2 separate regions of the Homo sapiens genome follow, and region 1 is linked to region 2. The links are chromatin loops, found by intact Hi-C in ENCODE. Cell type or tissue: HepG2. All regions are shown on one strand. Region 1 has its middle 22 kb from the start of ACTN1-DT. Region 2 overlaps DCAF5 (DDB1 and CUL4 associated factor 5).

The links. Peaks named below come from ENCODE experiments on the same cell type or tissue, not always from the same donor. Only the 100,000 strongest peaks of a DNase experiment are listed, where the experiment ranks them.
Region 1: a loop joins it to region 2, with 8 times the contacts of the local background. A loop is called at or near these places in 4 of 110 quality-filtered maps.

Annotation. Positions count from the first base shown.
Region 1 is chr14:69,000,728-69,003,227 of GRCh38, forward strand. No RefSeq gene overlaps it. Among named protein-coding and RNA genes, the nearest start is that of ACTN1-DT, 22 kb to the left of the region's middle. In HepG2, a CTCF peak has its summit at 1,513; a DNase peak (open chromatin) is centred at 1,524; H3K27me3 peaks cover 229 bases.
Region 2 is chr14:69,106,504-69,109,003 of GRCh38, forward strand. All of the region lies in intron 5 of DCAF5 (DDB1 and CUL4 associated factor 5), which reads right to left. Among named protein-coding and RNA genes, the nearest start is that of DCAF5, 45 kb to the right of the region's middle. In HepG2, a CTCF peak has its summit at 1,092 (motif pointing left); a DNase peak (open chromatin) is centred at 1,088.

The DNA.
Region 1 (2,500 bases), 110 kb before region 2:
CCAGCTAATTACTTAATAATTTAATTTATCGAGTTTGCCACATAAGCATTTATATCTCATGTGCATTTTATGGCACATACTGATGACTGGCTATCTAACAGTCATTTCTAACCCCGTTCTCTATTTTCTGCTTCCTACTATAGAAAGTGAAAAAGCCAAAAATGCACTTTCTCAGGCTCCCTTGCAGCTAAGGGTGACCTGTCTTTGCTCAATGAAAACAAAGGGGATATCTGTTGCAGGAATTCTGGGAAAGTTTTTTCTTTTTCTATTGATTGGTTGATTGACAGGGTCTCACTCTGTTGCCCAGGCTGGAGTGCAGGCTGGTGCAAACTCATCTCACTGCAACATTGACCCCACTGGACTCAGGTGATCCTCCCACCACAGCATCTCAAGTAGCTGGGAATGCAGGCCCAGCTAGCTTCTGTATTTGTTGTAGAGATGGGTTTTTGCCATTTTGCCCAGGCTGGTCTGGAACTCCTGGGATCAAGCAATCCTCCCACCTCAGCCTCCCAATGTGCTAGGATTACAGATGTGAGCCATCACACCTGGCCTTGTTTGTTTGTCTTGTAGAGACAGGAGTCTTGCTGTGTTGCCCAGGCTGGTCTTAAACTCCTTGCCTCAAGTGATCCTTTCGCCTTGGCCTTCCAAAGTGCTGGGATTTGGGGAAAGTTTTTTCCCTGCCTGACAAAATGAGAGAAGTCACAAAACAAGCTCTCCTACCACCTCCCACCTGAGCTGTCTTCCCAACCTTTGAATCTCCTGTAAGTGCAGTATTCTAGGAGGCATGGCAACCATCTTTAATCATGAGGCAACAAGCCTAAGGAAACAAAACAAATCCTGACAGTGGTGAGTCCTCCACTATATCCTGGGGCTGCTGAGTCCACCTAGAGCTACCCTGGAATCTAGCTCCCAGATAAACATCTTTATGGCCTCAGGTAGTCGTTCTCAAAGTTAGTGGTTAAGTCAGCACATTATGATCCCGTGAAAAGCCTTTAAATTCCTGGTACCCAGGCCATACCCCATAGTAGTAAAATCAGTATTTCTGGGAGTGTTGGGGAGCTGCAGGGTGGTACCCAGGCATCAGCATCTTTTAAAATTCCCTAGGTAATTCCAAAGTGCAGCAAGTCTGAGGACCAGTGGCTTAAGCCAGTGCTTCTCAAACTTTAATGTGCATAGAAGTCACCTAGGAATTTTGGTAAAATACACACTGCTTCAGTAGGTCTAGGGTGGGGCCTGAGTTTCTGTATTTTTAGCAAGATCCCAGTTGATGGCAATGCTGCCAGTCCAAGGACCACACTTTGAGTAGCCAGGGTCACTGTTACCCTAAATGGACACAACCCAGCTGGTACATCCTTTTTCTGGATGCAAAAGTCACCCTCATATTTCCCAGGTGGGGCAGGAGTATCCTTCTGAGAATGCTGGGACAGCAGGAAGGGCTCCTCCCTGCCAGAGGTCCATGAGCCCTTCAGCATCACCAGTCCTCCACTGTAGCCAGTAGGTTCCTAAGTCAATGCACCACCCAGTGGTAAGGAAAGTCCCAGGTCATGAGCCTGTGGACTGCTGACATCCTGTCCGTCCTGTCCTGTGCTTGCTGCGTCAGCCAGGCCAGCTTTTCTGACCAGACCTACCCAGCCAGATTCAGCCTTCGGCTTTACCTAGAGCTCATTCTTTCTTTTGGGTCCTTCTACCACCAGCCTCTATCTCAGCTACACTCTTAGCTAGTAATCAGGAAGTAGCATTTCAGCTAGCATCTTTTTCTTTAGTTGCTATTTTCCATGATTCTAAAAAACAGCTTCCCGGCCAGGCACAGTGGCTCATGCCTGTAATCCCAGCACTTTGGGAGGCTGAGGTGGGTGGATCGCCTGAGGTCAGGAGTTCGAGACCAGACTGGCCAACATAGTGAAACCCCCGTCTCTACTAAAAATACAAAAATTAGCAGGGTATGGTGGCACACACCTGTAATCCCAGATACTTGGGAGGCTGGGACAGGAGAATCATTTGAACCCAGGAGGCGGAGGTTGCAGTGAGCCGAGACTGAGTTATTGCATTCCAGCCTGGGCAACAAGAGCGAGACTTTGTCTCAAAAAAATAAATAAATAAAATTAAAAACAGCTTCCAAAACACAAAGATGGCGATGTCTCAGGCTAGGGGGAAAAAACACAGGCAGAGCTCTCTATCTCCTAGAACACCTTCCCCTGATCAACCTCTTTCCTTCCACCCTCAGGGAGGTCAAGCCCACCTAGTGACTGACACAGTCCCTGACCACCTGATCTGCAGCTCTAAAACCTCCTCCTGAGGCCATCGGGGCCACACCCTGTCTTCTCCTCCCTCCTCCTTCATGGCCAACCAGCTTGACGGTTCCGTTTCTTTGATACTTTCTAGCAAAATCCTCCAACTAATTTGCCTGTCTTGCATCTCCATCTCCTTCCATCCCATTCTCTCCTGCACTCTCATCAGGCCTAAGTCCCCATCCCCGCTTTGCAGCTGCTGCGGTCAAAGC
Region 2 (2,500 bases):
GACTGCAGACTCTGCCACTACCCCACCTGGCTAATTTTTAAAAGAATACTTTTGTAGAGATAGGGTGTATGTTGCCCAGGCATGTCTTGAACTCCTAGCCTCAAGCAATCCCCTTGCCTGGGGCTCCCAAAGTGCTAGGATTACAGGCGTGAGCCACTGCACCCAGCCTACTTTTACACATATTTGAAAAAAAGTCTTACCATAAAAATTTTTAAGAAGAAAACGTCAACATTTGATTTTAAAATAAGAAAGCTGGCTGGGCGCGGTGGCTCATGCCTGTAATTCCAGCACATTGGGAGGCTGAGATGAGTGGATCACTTGAAGTCAGGAGTTCAAGACCAACCTGGCCAACATGGTGAAACCCCATCTCTACTAAAAATACAAAAAAATTAACCGGGCATGGTGGCACATGCCTGCAGTCCCAGCTACTTGGGAGGCTGAGGCAGGAGAATCGCCTGAACCCAAGAGGTGGAAGCTGCAGTGAGCCGAGATTGCACCACTGCATTCCAGCCTGGGTAACAGAGCAAGACTTTGTCTCAAAAAATAAATAAATAATTAAATAATTAAATAAGAAAGTCCATTTGATTTAGGTTTTGATATTATCTACTTCTGAATAACTGGACTTGGGGAATACGAAAGGAAGAATATGAAATGATACTTGTTTGCAGAGCTCCCCTCCATTTACCAGGCATTCCCCAGATGCTCTGGTCTGAAGCGACGTCTCTTGTCATAAAAGACATTTGTGTCTGGTGAGAAGGAATGGACGCAAGCAATCTCTGGCCTAAACCCCAAAGACCCTGGGTCTGAGTGAACTTGAGCAAATTCAACATGGACCTCTCTGATTAACCACTGCTTCCATCTTGTAAGACCAACAAAATTGCTAAATCACCTTGGGTATTTGCTAAATAATGGCAGAATCAAAGGTCCCACCCCAAACCAACAACTCAATCTCTAGGTATGGGGTCCAGGAAGGAGTGCTTCGACAAGCTCCTCAGGTGATTCTGATGCCCCTTAAAGTTTGAGAATCACTGGGTTAGGAAACCAGTGACCTGGTGTCCTCCAGTGGGCAAAACTGATTCTACACCTCCACCTTGTGGCTTAAAAGCTACAAAGCAACTTCACCAGAATACCTGGCTCTCTGCCACATAACTAATTGACGGTGGCATTCAAAGCCCAGCAAGAAACCTTACACCTCCTCTAAGGATTTATTCCTGAGATACAACATTTGGATTCATGTCATTATACTCAGGGATTAGCAGGTCCATAAACATTATAGAAAGTTAGCTTTGAAAGTATTTTCTAAAAGTTAGCTTTGACTATTTTGGGATGAGTATAACACTATATATTCATTCAATATTTACTAAGTTTCCATAATATTCCAAGCACTGTGCTAGGCACTAGAGATTAAAGATGAATAAAACACGCACCTGCCCTTAAAAATTCATAGAAAAACACAAGTAATAATACATATTAGGACAAATGCCTCCTTTCTGTGAAGCAGCTCCTGGGCACTGGGAAGGAAATCAAAGACAAATACTGGCCTACCGGGAGACAAGACATAGCATATGAATAACTAATGATGGCAAAAGCAGCAACTGAAATGTGCAACATGAATGCCACAGATCATAAGTACTTTACAGAGATTCTGAATGGAGAGATCCTTTCCTCTAGAAGTTAGGGACAGCTGCATTCATTCAACATACACTCTGTGCCAAAATAGTGCCAGGTGCCGGGGGACATGGTGAGTAAAAGCATCTTTAAGAGTATGTAACAGAGAGATCTAGCAAGGAAGTTTTCCCTGATGGATTACCATTTGATCTTGGTAACTATGACATGAACACGTAAAGAAAAATCAAGAAAACAGGAGAAAGCATCCTCTATGTGTATGTGTTTTGGGGGGTGGTGCAAAGGGAGAAGAGACGCAAGCTAAGGAGCCAGTGCAGTCAGAACCTTATGGAGAGACGGAAATGGGTATGAAATGGGGTAGGGATTTAAGCAATGAAAAGAGTGGCCAAGCACTAACACAGAGCAAAGATGTTTATGGCAGAGGGAGGGAGAGGCAGAAGAGGCAAATGGACTTTGAGATTTCAGCCAGGATGATTATAAGACAGACGATGACAATAATAAAAAAACAAAGAAGTTTAAGAAAGGAATACAGTGCTTGGGAGAAAGCAAGCTTTTTATTAAGGAGTTCAGAGGACAGAACACTTGCATGAGTACTGTAAACCTATGTATGGTAAAGATGGGTGAGTAGAAGACAGAAAGAAGGGAGTAGCTTAATAACCAGAAGGCATGCCCCCGACTAAAGCTAATCATTGTGACGAGCAAAATCCCAGTTATCTTCAGCTTTTCTGTTGCAGTTTTCTATAATACCACCAAAATTTCTAGGTCCACCTGACTCTTCTCGTTCTCTCTTTTGTCCCTTTAAGGCAGCTCTGTAAAGAGCCAGTGTTATTGCCACAGCCACTGGAATCGTAGGGAAGAAGATAAATACCCACTT